2 separate regions of the Homo sapiens genome follow, and region 2 is linked to region 1. A link is a loop called in an ENCODE intact Hi-C map of the cell type or tissue named here. Cell type or tissue: A673. All regions are shown on one strand. Links, peaks and the distances in the headings refer to the core of each region. The heading gives the core; the rest is flanking DNA.

The links. A loop is a pair of places that touch in the nucleus more often than their neighbours do. Peaks named below come from ENCODE experiments on the same cell type or tissue, not always from the same donor. Only the 100,000 strongest peaks of a DNase experiment are listed, where the experiment ranks them.
Region 2: a loop joins it to region 1, with 8 times the contacts of the local background. A loop is called at or near these places in 5 of 110 quality-filtered maps.

The regions. Positions count from the first base shown.
Region 1 is chr5:163,404,810-163,413,156 of GRCh38, forward strand. It overlaps LOC105377700 (a long non-coding RNA gene), which reads right to left. Exons shown (of 4, transcript XR_002956233.2): 1 at 7,510-8,347. Among named protein-coding and RNA genes, the nearest start is that of CCNG1, 29 kb to the right of the region's middle. RefSeq lists a silencer at 2,240-2,439. In A673, for the core only: a CTCF peak has its summit at 3,806 (motif pointing left); DNase peaks (open chromatin) are centred at 2,442 and 3,702; H3K27ac peaks cover 1,568 bases.
Region 2 is chr5:161,962,330-161,970,676 of GRCh38, forward strand. All of the region lies in intron 1 of LINC01202 (long intergenic non-protein coding RNA 1202), which reads right to left. Among named protein-coding and RNA genes, the nearest start is that of LINC01202, 35 kb to the right of the region's middle. In A673, for the core only: a CTCF peak has its summit at 4,415; no DNase peak of the experiment used is centred there.

The sequences.
Region 1 (8,347 bases), core at 270-8,269:
AGGCACTATGAACAACATCAAGTACAGAAGATGAATGATCTATAACTGCCATTGAATTTTGAAGGATCTTTAGTTTAAAAGAGTCATTTTAGAAAAAAAAAGAGCTAACATTTTTCCAAGCATTTATATGCCAAGCCAAGTGATCTTCATTTATTCTCTGCCTTAGTCAGCACAAGAGCCTCAGGAGGTAGGTACAATTATTTTCTTTCATTTGTCAATTGAGATAACTAAAGCTTACATAAGCCAAGTAATTTACAGAGGATCACAGAGTTAGTGACAGAACTATTGCGGCCGTTACTATAATAGTAGAAGCTCACTTATATTAAGCACCTACTATGTACCATGAATTGTTGTAAGCACCTGATATAGTTTAGCTTACTACTCTTATTACCCACCATTTACTGATGAAACAGTAGTACAGAGATGTTAAATAAGTTCTCCAAAGTTACCAGTAGAACTGGGATACCAGTTGTCCTTTTTTTAATTTATTTATTTTTCTTTTTTCTTTTTTTTTTTTTTTGACGGAGTCTCCCTCTGTCGCCCAGGCTGGAGTGTAGTGCAGTGGCGCAATCTCGGCTCACTGCAATCTCTGCCTCCCGGGTTCAAAGGATTCTCCTGCCTCAGCCTCCTGAGTAGCTGGGATTACAGGCACATGCCACCATGCCCACCTAATTATTTTTGGATTTTTAGTAGAGACAGGGTTTCACTGTTAGCCAGGATGGTCTTGATCTCCTGACCTCATGATCCACCCGCGTCGGCCTCCCAAAGTGCTGGAATTACAGGCTTGAGCCACCACACCAGGCCCCAATTGTTCTTAATAACTCACAGACTCAAGTCTGGCTGTGCCAAAACTCATGCTTGTAATCACTATGAAACTGAAAGATAACGTATGGTCTCCATGATTAGGACAATATTCCAATCTGCCTGGTCAAGGGATACTAATGAAAGAGAAGATCTTGAAGAACATGGTTTATTCAACACATCAAACATAAGACTTTGTGATCTCAATCTACAAATTGTTTTCTGAAGTTACAAAATTCAGCAGAGACATGGGGGCCATGAAAGTCCAATTCCATGGCTCTAGTTTGCCACATTTTCCTTATCTACAACAAAGGAGTAAGTGACTAAGAGTCATCTATTATCTAATAATACTTTCCAGCTAAGAGTCATCTATTGTATAATAATACTTTCCAGCTTTGAGCAGGGTGTTCCACAAGTATCAGGAAAGCAGAAATCAGGTACATTCTAACTTAATGTTTTGTTTCAAAACCCGATCATAGTGACGGGTGCACAGTAGCCAGTCAATAAATTGTTATTAGATAAATGTTGGAAAAAAGCTTTCTGAACAAGCACTTTGTAGTATTTGCAGGGCTGGGCCTAGGGCGAAGCAAATGAGGCTCCTGTCTTGGCACAGAATTTAAGGGGCATCAAAAAATTCCCTTGGCTTCGGGCTCCAGTATGGTTCAGCACAACGTTATTACTGATCCTGTTCTTACGAAAATTGTAGATGTTTCACTTATCATAAATTATTTTGCACCAGTGTTGCCCCAGCCCTGATTACACACACTCTTCCTGATAACTTCCTGCCACTTACTACCTGTTTTATCACATGTAAGTTACTGAAAGTGTTCTGAGACTGAGTTTCCTTATCGGTAAAATGGGAATAAGAATTTTTAATTTATCATACTGTTGTAAGGAGCGAATCAGGTGGCATGTGTGCAATCTCTGACTCAGTGCACAGCATAAAATTGGAGCTCAATAAACATTACTTCCCTTGCCTGACAAGAGAAGTGTCTGTTAAATCGTTTCTTCACGTGGTTAATTATTTTGCTTAGTTTTTCTTCCCCAAGAAGATCAACCAATCCTTACAGGATCTCTCATTCAAACTGGTTATTTCTCCCAACAAGTTGCCTCTCGGGCAGATTGTCTGAGCTCAGGGGTTCGAGACCAGCCTGGGCAATGTGGCAAAACCCTGTCTCTACTAAAAATACAAAAAATTAGCCAGGCGTGGTGGCACACTCCTGTAATCCCAGCTACTCAGGAGGCTGAGGCAGGAGAATCACTTAAGCCTGGGAGGCGGGAGGTTGCAGTGAGTCAAGTTCGTGCTACTGCACTCCAGCCTGGGCAACAGAGCAAAACTCTGTCTCAAACACACACACACACACACACACACACACACACAAAGGTGCCTCTATATGATGCCGAGATATCAGTTGATTCAGAAAAGTCAGACAGATAAAATGGCAGCCAAATGTTGCTTTATTATTGAGATGGACTAATACCATTCATGGTTTCCACCTTGTGGTTTTGTCAGCCTATCTGAGAGACACAATCCAGATACAGTAGAAACTCTCTTACTAGACTCAGTAGATTAATGCAAATTCTCGAGCACCTCTGCAAAACCTACTGACTAGTGGCCAGGGCAGGCTGAATGTTTGAGGCTTGTATGTGACTTCCTGGAATGCCCACACACTTCTGCTGCCTCCAGCTGTGTTGCATGCTTACTAAGAGTGTGTTTGTAATTAGACAGTAAAATTTAATACACAAGGCAAAGAAAACTTAGGGCAAAAAGGGAGAAAAGTTGCTATTTCTATGAGAACTAAGTTGAATGCTTTGGGAAAACAATCAATAAAGGCAACGTAAGCCAAAAATATTAAAAAATGACTCAGGCAAGGAGCCTGTCTTCCTGGATTCACAAGGAAGTAGAGGATTTCAGGAACTGATGCAATTTTAATACAAAGTAGAAAGTGGTGCCTGCTACAAGAAAATCACACCTAAATTTCTATGCAAATAGATTACAGTTTGGAGCTTAGGGGTTACAATTCTAACATTCAGTTAGATTCAGAGATTTAATTTCTAAATCCTAATTAAAACTGATTTATTTCCAGCCGAGCACGGTGGCTCACACCTGTAATCCCAGCACTCTGGGAGACCGAGGCGGGCGGATCACTTGAGGTCAGGAGTTCAAGACCTGCCTAGTTAACATGGCAAAACCCTGTCTCTACTAAAAATACAAAAATTAGCCAGGCGTGCTGGTGGGTGCCTGTAATCCCAGCTACTCGGGAGGCTGAGGCAGGAGAATCGCTTGAACTGGGAGGCGGAAGTTGCTGTGAGCCGAGATTGCGCCTCTCCACCACTCCAGCCTGGGCGACATAGTGAGAGATTCTGTCTCAAAAAACATAAAAATAAACTGATTTATTTTCTATAATAAATCTAGAAAAGGCTAACATGCCATTCTGCAAATAAAACCAGTGGAACTTAGAATGTTGCAATACTGAGAATATATTTTTTTAAAAAAAAACGTGTATAATTCTCATTTCATCATAAAACCTCGGGCTGAATCTAGCTGTACTTTCCTAAGATTGCAATAAATCTACTAATTGCAATGACTATTCCTCAAGAATTTAATGAGCGTGGTTTACTGGCAAATTCATTTCTACCTTTCAGCTGGGTGGTCTTGGGCTCTTGCTAAGCCTCTCTGACCGTCAGTTTTCTCCTATGTAAAACTGTGGATAACAACACTTATTTCATGAGGATGCTGTGAGAATTAAATGAAACAATTTATGTAAGCGCTGGCACATGGTAGTTACCCTTCTCTGCCGCAAGGCAGTGCCCCCACGGGTTTAATTAAAGCTTTGGCTCTTTGCCTCTCAGTGAACAAAAAACTTTGAGTGTCATAATTAATGGATGAAGTCCAAAAAAATAGAATGTCAAAACCACGCGCAGGATAAAAACGAATAAGCTGGCACCCTTTTCAAATTCCTAGGCTCATTTCCCCCCCTAAATTTAGACAGGGTTGGCTGCTTGAAAAATGGCGTGAGCCTGCCATCTAGTGGCTACATGGAGGAACACCAAACCCCTTGTGTTCAGGAACCAGAGCTAGAGAATCTTTCCAAAAGGCATCTCTAATTTTAAAAACACCCCCTCAACACAAGATTTGATTGGCAGCAACATGCCAACTTCCTTAATCACAGCAACGAAACTACTAACACATTCTTCGAGTTCTCCTCCACTGTGTGCCCCACATTCCCAGCCAAGGCCTTGCTGTTCTGTGGTCTCACAGGCTTTCACCCTGTCAAAACCAGCTGTCAGTCAGCTGTTACATTAAAAAGAATCTGATTCATTTACTTTGTAATCTTATTAAAAATAATTCCTACTGCAAAGTATCCCCATGGGGATTTGCATTTTGATTTGATTTCACTTAGATACTATTTGACTTTGCGTTGGGTTTTACTATGTATTTAGCTAAGGATGCAATTCTTCAAGGCAGTGTCTCTCCAGCTGCATCAAAGTGCATCAGAATATTCTGGAGGGCTTTTTAAAGCTCAGAATATGGGGGCCCCATCACTACACTTTCTGACAATGTGACTTTCTAATGAGTTCCCAGATACTATTGAAGGAAATCAAAATTTTTTACCCCAAAGTATATTTACTTGACATATTTTGGGAGATAGATGGTTGTCAAAGAGCCCGCAAACAGAAGTGGCCCTGCAAGGCTATCTTTAGTGGGGAAGATTTGCATCTGTAGAGAATCTACATTAATGCAGCTAGGTCCTCCCTTGTCCAGATGTAGGAAGATTACCTGAGAGTCTGACACCTTTAAACATCAGAAAGAAACATTTACCACCTATCTCTCTGAAGGTTGCTACTTTGTTACCTAACAAGATCACCTTTTCTAAACAAGCCACTTCTTCTCCCCGTCCCATAACCTGTCTTGCCACTATAACCTGATTGACCACCATAACCTGGTTTCGGCCATGCAGTGAGCCTTCATTATTTCTGTAAGCTCAAGTTGCATTCCATTACGGGGTTGGGCAGTCACACTGTAGTCCTTCCCACGTACACGTTAATAAATTTTGTATGCCTTTTCTCTAATTAATCTGCCTTTTGTGAGTTCATTTTTCAGCAAACCTTCAGAGGGCAAAGGGGAAGTTTTCTCCTTGACCCCTAGAATACGATATTGTTTATCTGGGGACCACAATTTGGGAATGATGGACCAACTTCTAATGACACAATTTCATAATAAGACACAGCTAATGAGCAAGACCATTTTTAAAAGGCATTTCTGCAGGCTGAGACAAGAAATTAACATGTGAACAACACAAATTATTTTAAATTACCAGGCCTAGAGAGACATTAAAATGAGACCAGCATATGCCCTTTGAACTATGTATTCATCTCTTGAAACTGCTTACTGTTGCTATAAGTAGCTATAAATTATCTAACAATGCAACAATGGACACCATAATCCATACTCTATAACTTAACAATGTGTAGCCAATCATTAATCACTGTTATTTCTATAAACCAATGAGAATTCCTGACAATTTTATATCAGCCGCTCCCTGTCCCCCTTTTTTTGCCTTTAAAATCCTCCCTGCAGCTGGGTGCTGTGGGTCACGCCTGTAATCCCAGCACTTTGGGAGGCCAAGGCGGTGGATCACCTGAGGTCAGGAGTTCGAGACCAGCCTGACCAACATGACAAAACCCTGTCTCTACTAAAAATACAAAAATTAGCTGGGCATGATGGCATGCGCCTGTAGTCCCAGCTACTCGGGAGGCTGAGGCAGGAGAATCGCTTGAACCCAGGAGGCAGATGTTGCAGTAAGCCAAGATCACACACTGCACTCCAGCCTGGGTGACAGAGCGAGACACTGTCTAAAAAAACAAAAACAAAAACAAAAAAAACAAAAAAACAAACTTTCCTATGTTACCACCTACATTTCTGAAATTCTCCACTGCCACCACTGCACTTGAGGTGACCACCCTCTCTCTCCAAGTCTCAGTATTTATGTCACTTCCTCCAGGACAATCTCCCTGACCACTAGTCTAGGTTCGGGGCCTGTCTGAGGACTTTCACAGCACTCTACACTTCCTTCCACACTCAGGCCATGACCACAATAAATGTAAATTGAGTGTTCACTTGTTCCAATCCCAGCCCAGATGCTGAGGGTTTTACCATACACACATTGTATCTCAAATGCCTGGGGCAGGGCCTGGCTCAGAATAGGTGTTCAGTGTTTCTTAAATGGATGAACAAACGAATGAATAAAAATGAGTACATGAGTAGCTGCCCTCTCCACTTGGCCCCTTCTATAAGACATAAAAAAAAATGGGTAGCTCTGAGTAAAGTGTTTTCCAGTTCAGAGATGTCTGGCCTTGGTAGGAGCGTGCTGACTTCCCAGAGTATCGTGAGTGGCTGTGATCTGAATAACATATCACGGCTGAGTGTGAGCCAGGCTTACACTCAGGACATGATGCAAGCGATGCTTTGCTTAAGTTCAACAAACACATTGAAGCCTTATGGTACATCAGGCATCATGCTAGAGACACCGAGTATAAAGATCTGCTAATCACTCCTGTGAGACAGGCGCACAAACAGAATAGTACTGCAGCATCCCAGAGGACGGAGAAGCAGTGTGGGCCAATCAGGAAAAATGAATTAGGCCTTTGTAATGAGTTTCATAGTGGCCCCTGAAAGATGTATCCAGGCCCCACCCTCAGTATCTGCGAACATGATGTTATTTGGAGAAAAGGGCTTTGCAGATGTAATTAAGTAAAGACTCTTGTGATGAGATCATCCAGATTTAGGAAGGCCCTGTGTTCAATGACTAGCATCCTTCTAAGAGAAAAGAGAGGGAGATTTGAGAAAAGGAGAAATATGGAGATGGCTATGGGAAGCTGAAGGTAGAGACTGGAGTGACAGGCCAAGGAATGCCAAGGATTGCCTCGTAGGCATTTATTATTTCCCACTCACTACAGGATTTTTTCCTTTACTTTTTCCTTTTACCTGAAATCAGCCACTTTATAACTAGAACACACTGTGCATCCATACGGTTGAATTCCAGGCGTTGGAACGCCTTTTGTTGTTGGTAAGAGACTCCCTGTCTTCTTCAACAGATCCTGTAAACTACTTAACGGTGCAATGCTGTTTACTCATAGCATTTTTTTTTTTTTTGGATGGAGTTTCACTCTTGTCACCCAGGCTGGAGTGCAATGGTGCTATCTCAGCTCACTGCAACCTCCACCTCCCAGGTTCAAGCAATTCTCCTGCCTCAGCCTCCCGAGTAGCTGGGATTACAGGCATGCGCCACCACACCCAGCTAATTTTTGTATTGTTAGTAGATGGGGATTCACCATGTTGGTCAGGCTGCTCTCAAACTCCTGACCTCAGGCGATCCACCTGCCTCGGCCTCCCAAAATGCTGGTATTACCGGCAGGAGCCACCACGCCTAGCCACTCATAGCATCTCTTAATAGAGAACTCTGTAAAATAAGATATTGAAAATGAAAATAAGATAAATACGTATTTTTAACCCAAACAAGATCTTGTCAGGCTACTTACTTTGAAACACATGATCTTCTTCAGTACTTGCCCCTAATGGCAGTAGTCTTAGTAAAGATTTAATTTTACAGGAAAAATGTTCCTTCTCAGCCCCCAAGCCAAATGTCCTCATCATCCTACCCTCAGAAACTCTATCCACACTTTGCCCAAGCCCCCGGAACTCACCAGTCTGGATTTGATCCGTCTCCAAGACCAAGCGGGGTGGTGCTCACACACCCCTGATCCTCCATCTGTGAAAGCAGAGACCAGAGAAGCATTTGATCTGCCTAAGACATCAGAGACAAGTTCAGTGGGCGCTCTCTGAGCCATTTCCTAAAAGTAGAGCCTGGGCTTCTGGTCCAATCTAGGGAGAGAGCACATGGTCCTCCAGACTTTGCTGACCTTATACTGGTCTATATGGTCTAGGTTCATCAAAGTGTTACTTTTGCCCCCTCTTCAAATTGTGCTGTTTAAACTTCTATTTCTCCATCTTCATCACTATCATGTCCCCTTGGGGTTGGAATCTCAAGAAGCCAACATATTGAAATGTTCAGAGCAATAAATGGTCTCCATAATCTTTGCAGTGAATACATCAACTCTATTTTGCTATCCCAATAAGCTTTTAAATATCCTAGTTTCATATGAATTTACATCAGGCCATAATGAGGCAATGGGACAACATTTAAACCACATATAGACTAAGTGGCGTTTAACTCACCAACTCAAGTGTGGAAGAAATTTCACATTATTTCCTTTAAACCTACTTTTCTCATTATGTCCTTCTGTAGACTTCCATGGGAATCTGGGGAGCTTATAAATACTTGAAAAAGTCAACAAGAGTTATTTAATCTTCAGCCCATTGTGATTGCTGCCACTATCCTCACTGTCTGATTCTGCAGGGCCCCTTGAAGTGGGCGGCTCCACCGCAGCCATGACACTGGGGCGCAAGGCACCTTGCCAAGCCGACCTAGGTTTCAGGCTTCTGGAGTTGAGCACTCCATTGGCAGTTTCTTCTGCAGCTTTG
Region 2 (8,347 bases), core at 170-8,169, 1.4 Mb before region 1:
TTTTTTGCATCATCTACTTATGTTCAAATTTCTATGCCTTGTTTACTTTATGCCAGAATTTTGAATCTCATAAACTAATTAAATTTAAAAATAATAGAGATTCCAGTAACAATAAGTTGCCAGCTTTGTATTTTTCAAGTAAAGAGAATAAAAATAAATCAACTCAATTATGATTGCTTTCATTTAATGAAATAAATATTTTTTATTAAAAACTAGAAAAACAATCTCAGAACATGAAAACATACACAAATTTACCTTTATGAAAACTAATCACATTTGTTTATTTATTTTTCATTGACTCAAGAAAATATTTCCATAAACCATTTTTTGGCAATTACTGATCTAGACTTTGTTGTCAGTCAACAGAAAAAGAAACATTCCATTTGCTCAAAACACATCCTGAAAAACTGCTATGTCAGGAATTGTGATAGGTGCTAGAGGGATGGAGATTTTGATAAGATATGCTTAGCTGGGGAGAAGTAACAGACGGGCAAACTGAAAATCAATTGCAATATAGAATAATGTTAAGTCTATGTCAGTGTCAACATAGGGTGCTATAAGCAGAGAGTAAGGACTACCATTTTGATTAAAGGATCGAGTGAAGTGTTCCAAGATAAAGTGAGGGCCAAGCTAAAATCTAAGTTATGATGACAATAATGACTATGATTATGATGACAGTAGCAATCAGGAAGGAGGGAAAAGATGCAGAGAAGAAAAGATTGTTCAGATATTGGTAACAAGTAGTGAGACCAAGCACTGAGAAATACATTGGAATTTTGCAGTAACCTAGTTTATTATAAAGCACAGAATCCCGGAATAGGATTGATGAGATGTGAGAATAGAAACATGACTGAATTTGCTGAAGATAACAATGCGTACTTTCTATTTAGTTTCTACATGGCACTACAGCCATTCTTCATTTAAATTAATTTCATTCTTACACTTTTATTATAGTTAAGAACTTGTAAAACAGCAGTCTATCTTGTGAGAGAGAGACAGAAACTCATTTAATCTTCAGAATATCTATAAAGTAGGTGTGTTATTATGGCAAAACCAAGGCCCAAAGATAGAAAGATGCTACTAACTCGTTCAAATGATACAGCTGGTAAATGGTAGAACCTGGGTTGAAACCCAGTCATGTTCTAGAATCTCAGCTTTCAAACATCACATTAGGCCATAAGAAATACATAGTATCTCCATTCTAAGATTTAAGAACTCATTTAAAAGCCCAACATTACTAAGTACAGAAAGTTCTAAAATTTAGGAACTCAGTTAAAAGCCCAAGATTAATAGGTCCAGTTAAAAGCCCATGATTTTAATGGACCTCAACTTCTGTGTTCTACAACTATGAGAAAGTAGCTCTGAACATTCTGAAGCCAGACTGACAGTGTTCACGTCTCAACTCAACTGCTTATTAACTGTGCCAGCCTGTAAAATTTCTCAGCCCTCCTATGAGTCAATTTCTTCATCTACAAAAAAATCAATAGTAAAACACTTGCTGTGTAGGGTTGTTTTATGCATAAATAAGTTACTTTTAAAGATAATTTAGAAGAATGCCTAGAATGATTGATAACGCCCAGTAAGAGTATCTATTACAATATTGTTTTACACTGCTTCCTGAAGAACGGCAGGCTCTGCAATCATTCATTGTGATTATGTACACTTTTACAGATGTATGATCAAAGAAACCATTTTTTAATATAAAACCACTCCTGAATACATTAAAAGAGCAAGTTGATCATTTGACTGGCTATAGATCAATTCAAATATTAAGTTTTAAAATTAAATTATTAATTTATGTGTTTTGTTATTTTTTCTTTCTGTGTTTCATTGTTTAGATTTAAGATATTCAGGTATTAGTTTTAGCTAAAGGGGAATTTTAAGTGATGCCCTGTCTCTGCTGCTTATAGCTCTCAGATATGTGGCTTACTTTTCAAGAAGAAACCGGAGTCTCCAATTAGAGCAATATGACCTGTCAGACAAATGAACCATTTGCTGATTTCAGCAATAAGATGTTCTCAACTGATTTTGTTGTCACTTTTTCTTTTCTCCCTTATTTTAAGACTCCTTAACGAATTCAATGCAACAAAAAAAGTCAGCTGAAATTTGATGAGAAAAAATAAAGTAAGTTACTTCCCACGCAAATAAAATCTTAAACTTCACTAAATTTTATATCAACATTATCAGGTATAATTTATTTTCTAAGCCACCCTATAACCTCATAAACCTGTCTTTCACACATTATATCAATATCCACAGATTTATGGATTGATTGCCTCTCTATTTTTTTCCTACAGTTTAATTTAGAAGTCAGGCAAATCCTGGGGTTTATTAAGTATCACAGAAGCTAGATAAATTATGTTATGAATTGCTTAAAACTTTAAGAACTATCAAGCCTAGTACATTTCAAATGTAACTAAATTTTATGAAATATTGTCAATGTTGGCTTACCAAGTGCCTGACAATGGATGTGAATGCCACACACAATGGGCAAAAGATGTATTCCCAGTTAGCTGGGAAGAAATAAAAATAATTCAAGAAGTACACTAACAGTTAACATATTTTTAATAACAAGGAAAGAATATAATGATAGCCTTTCTTACAGATCAGGAGTTCGAGACCAGCCTGTCCAGTATGGTGAAACCCCATCTCTACTGAAAAATACAAAAATTAGCCAGGCGTGGTGGCACGTGCCTATAGATCCAGCTACTCGGGAGGTTGAGGCAGGAGAATCGCTGGAACCCAGGAGGCAGAGGTTGCAGTGAGCCGAGATTGTGCCACTGCACTCCAGCTGGGGCGAGAGATTGAGACTCCCACTCAAAAAAAAAAAAAAAAAAAAAAAAAGAAAAGAAAAAAAAAAGAAATAGAGCACATCTAACTTGAATCTGCTCATCTATATATCCACCCACTCAAACAAAAAAATCTTTATGTAACATTGATTATGTGTCAGGTGTATGTTGGACACTAGCAATACACAGAATAATAAAAAAAAGCACCTGCCCTGAAGTAACAATTATATTTCCACTATTTTATAAATCTGAAATTCAAATGATCACTTTACCTAATATCCAATTATACTTAATTCAACTAGCAATAGTCAAAGTATTTATTGGTTGATATCAGTTAATCTTTAAATAATATTTATTCTTCTTTTAAAAAGATTATATAAAGTTAAATCCATTGACTTTTTAATAAAATTATGCCTCTTTCAGGTTAACAAATACACGCTTAAAAACTTGGTATCAGTAGTTTGACCTTCCGTATGTCCAGGATCAGGAGTTATTACCAGTTAATTATATAATTCTTGGCTAATGGGGAAATGAATTGAGTGTCTCCTCTTTTGTATGGGCAGTTGTTTTTCCCTTTAGAAGAAAATCTTATTCTCAATTAGAAGCTATCAGATAAGTCATTTCCAAGGTGAAGTATGGCTAAATGCATGCATTAGCATTACAAACTGCTCAATAGAATTTTCTAGATAAAGTCCTTGCTCCTAAATTACAATGTTCTTTCGGCTTCTGCACTGAAGCCAACATTTTCTCCTTATGCATATAAAAGAAAACAGCAGTTAATATGATATGCTGGGTAAAATACTCCTGTTGTCATCATCTATAAGTGTCACCTTTTTAAAATGTCCTTTTGCACTCATCTGACAGGAGTAGCCATTTAAGAATATTTTAGAGAATTGTAATTAACCCTTCTTTTCATTTCCTTAAAGAAATTTATTTTAGAAAGTATTTCAAGATGGCTTTTCTTTTCAAAAGGAGAAACTCAAAAGCATCTGAATGAATTAGAGGGCTACATAATCATTATCTACAAAAATGGAGATTTAGATATGCCATTTCATTCACTGTAAATTATGTCTCTGTGATTTGTCTGGAAAGGAAATTGCTCATCAATTTAAGATTATGTTTGCCCCTCTTATAGAGACAAGTAGAGACACATATGCTACATTAGAGATGAAGTAGGACAGGAAACCCAAAAATTTTATTATAAGCCCCATATTGAATTTAATAGGACAGTCGTGCATGGCATAAATGAGATTTGAATGCTTTTTGAATACAGGCACTTTTTTTTCTTTTATGACATTGCAAACGAATAGTTTATGCATCAATTGCTATGGGATGATTTAGACAGTTGAGAAAAATGTTCACGATTATCTTAACATGGCATTCAATTGTGTCAGCTCTCTTTCAACAAAAAGCATTTGTGTTTCTACATCCAGAGAAATAACAGGGCAATTTTTCTCATCATGAGAACTGGAACTGTTTTCTCTAATGTTACAAAAGAAATGTTTATCTTGCTCTGAACCACTGCACTAACTGCAAATAGGTAGAGTAAGTTTCTACTATTTATTACTCAGAGAAGGAGAATATGCTGGCAAACGTGTCCCTCCTTCATCAGTTACCTCCATTAGGAGGAGCTCTAACAATATTTGGCCTAGCTGGGTTTAACTTGGCAAGCGTTAGAAGCTACTCATTTTCACAGTGCTGCAAAACATACTGAATTTTAAAACCCAGAACACACACATTTTCTGTCATTTCTTTCTCCATGTAACTGCAAAGTGTTTATCTCAGAGTCTACACACTTCTTTGGTTCCGTTGAAACATGCTAAGAGGGCTTCTTCAAGCACATTCAGCTCAACAAAGTACTAAGTCTACTTTTCAAAAGCACTTAGAGATGGTGTTGGAAAATTACAGCTTAAAAAGAAGACGAGAAATCTAAGAAGCAAGCTAAGCAGGGGACAACTTACAATAATTGTATGCAAATACATTTTCAAATTTAGTTCTGATTTTCATATAATGCAATAATTAATACAATATTTTGAACTCATCAGGTACTGAAACTGTTCTAAGAATTTGCCATAACTTACTTATTTCTAAGTAATTTATGATGTATCTAAAATTCAGAAAGTTAAGTAAAAAAAGTCTCACATGAGTGAAGACATAATAATTGGTCCAAAACCTGGGAGATCAGAACACTGGCTGCAGGGAAATTGACAGAAAGAGATTTGAAATTGTTCAGAACAAGAAGTGACAGTCTTGAGAGAGGACTGCTTCTGAAGGAGGACCAGGCATACCTTGGAAACTAGGAGGCAAAGGGAATGAATAAAACAGATAGTAGAAATTAAAGTTCCCTAGGGCTGGGCACAGTGGCTACCACCTGTAATCACAGGGTTTGGAAGGCTGAGGTGGGTGGATTGCTTGAGTCCAGGAGTTCCAGACCAGCATGGGCAACATGGCACAACCCCATCTCTATTAAAAAGAAAAAAAGAAATTAAAGTTGCCACAAAACAAAAGAAAAAAAATAAAAAAAATCAACAACATACCTAATATCCTCTACTAAAATAAACACTGCCTATTAAAGATACTACACTTCACTGTATAGCTGATTAAGGCGGTTCTGAAATTGGGAACTTAGTGAATTACCCTTTACTTTCATTAGAACACTACAACAAATTGCCATTGATAGTGTTTTTACTCTGGACTATCACACGTGTTTTATCAGCCTGAAACACTTTCTGCAATTGCTTCCAGATGGAAAACCTTACTTATCTTTTTATATTAGCCCGAGTATCATTTCCTTTCTTCCTCTGCTGCCAAATTTTATGTGACTTTCTATGTGATCCTGTGGTAGTATATATTTTCCCATCCTCGTTCTTGCCACACTGCATTGCAGCTGTCTTCTTACCCCTCTCTCTTTCCCCATTAGGCTGTAAGACCCTTGAGTGCAGAAGCCACACCTTTTTTATTTACTGATTTTGGCCCCAGTGCCTGGTAGGCACACTAAATATTGTTTGAAAAAACTAATGATGTCCTAAGTTAGTAAAGTGTAAAGATTCATCAATGAATATCAAGTGCAAAGAATCTCATGTTTCAAATTCCCAGAGAAGGTTTGATCAAAGTATATGATAAATATAAGCACACATGGAAGAGGTACTGAGCTAGAAAAACAGTGCATTTAAAAATTTGTTCCATATCATTGGAAATTTGCTTGGAGCTAAAAACAACACAGTAGATAAGTTAGTATTAATTAAACTACTTTCTGGTACAATAGAGTTTAACTTTAATTAGGTTTTGTTTTCCTCGTCTGATAATAACCTAATTTGTCTTCTTCTCTCACCTTTCTTTTTTCACCAAAATTTCATGCGACCTATTAACTACAACACAATAACTTAAAATGCATCTTGTGGTGTTAATTTCAAATTTAACAAGTTTATGTTACTGAAGATCTTTAAGTACAGTAGTCCTCTTATTTATGGAGGATACAGTCCAAGGCCCCCAGTGGGTGCCTGAAAGGACAGGTAATGTCATACTATGTGTTTTTTTTTTTGTCTTATACATACATACCTATGATAAAGTTTAGTTTATATATTAGGCACAGCAAGAGACTAACAACAATAACAATAAATTAGAACAATTATAACAACATAATGTGATAAAAGTTATGTGAATGTGGTCTTTTTCTCTCTCTCTCAAAAGATCTTATTAACCATACTCACTTATTTTTTGGATCACAGGTGACTGTAGGAATCTGAAAGTGTGGAAGGTGAAACCATGGATAAGAGGGGATTACTGTATCATTGACTTAAAAGTTCAATAGACATGAACCTCTAGGTTTCATTAAAAAATCAAACGTGGGAGAAACAATATAGGCGTTTTGAATTTATTAAATTGAAGTATATTTGCAAAGAAAATAGCATTCAAATTCCAACACTTCTACTCATGCATGTAAATATAACACAACCACCATGATTCTGTAAAAAGCAACTCTAGGTTGCTCTTTTTTAGGAACACTAAATATTGTTAAAAGAAATTAATGATGTCTTAAATTACTAAAGTGTAAAGACTGATCAATGAATATCAAGTACAAAGAATCCCATGTTTCTAATTCTCAGGGAATGTTTGACTGAAATATATGATAAACTTAAGCAACTCTAGGTTGCTTTTGGTAGAAAATATTTGCTAAAAGACACCATAGTATTTCTTAGTTACAAAAATCATGTTAGTCATAACACCATGACCCTGTACCCCCAAATATTTTCAACTTGCATTTTAAATGTCTCAGCATTTTTCGTCTACTATATGTACTCAAATTATTTTTAAACATTTTATTTAAATAACTATAGATTCATAAATAATTGAAATAAAGCACAGAAAATTCTTATGTACCTTTCACCCAGTTTCACCCAATGGATACATCTTATATCATATAAAAATGAGGAAGTTCACATTGGTATAATTTGTATATACAGTTCTTTATTATTTTATCATTTGTAATTTGTGTAGCCATCACTACAATCAAGACACAAAGCTATTTCATCACCACAAAGATGTCCCTGGTACTACCATTTTGTACACACTCAAGCCCTCTCCCTACCCCATCCCTGAACTATGGCAATTGCTAATCAGCTTCCCTCTATATAATTTTGTAATTCTGAGAATGTTATGTAATGAAATTATAGAGTATTTGACCTTTTGAGAGTGTCTTTTTTTTCATCAGCATGATGCCCTTGAGATCTATCAACTTGTTTGAATCAAGTTTGTTCTTTTTTCTTGCTCAACAGTTTTCAAAGTATAGATTCATCAAAGTTTGTTTAAACATTTGCCCATTGAGAGGCATTTTGGTTATTTTCAGGTTTTTACTATTACATATAAAGCTGCTATGATAGGCTTCTGCAGAATTTTGAGCGTATGTAATTTTTTTTTAATCTGCTTTGTATCCTCTAGGGCATTTATCATAGTTTTTATTTTTCTAGGATAAATGCCCAAGAGTGCTATTGCTGGGTTTTATGGTAAGTATGTTTATTTTTATAAGAAACTCCCAAATTATTTCCTAGAGTGACTGTACCATTTTACATTCCCACAGCAATGTATGTCATATCTATTTTCTTTGTAACCTATCCAGCATTTGGTATTTTCATTATGCTTTATTTTTGCTGTTCTGTATCTTTCAGTAATACCACTTTGTATTTCTAATTTGCATTATCCTAATGGCCAGTGATGTTGAACATCTTATGTGCATTTTTGACCTCTATATATCCTCTTCAGTGAAATGCCTTTTCATGTCTTTTGCTCATTTTGTAATTGGATTTTTTTTTAAATTATTGAGTCTTAAGAGTATTTTATATACTTTGGTTCCTAGTCCTTTGCCAGACATATGGTTTGCAAATATCTTCTCTCAGTCTGTAATTTGTCTTTTTATCCTGTGATTAGAATTTTTTTTGCACAGCAAAAGGTTTTAATTTTGATAAATTCCAACTTATTGATTTCTTCTTTTAGAAATCATGTTTTCAGTGTCATGATTACACCCTATGTCCCTAAGTTAAGCCTAATTAAGACCTATGTCC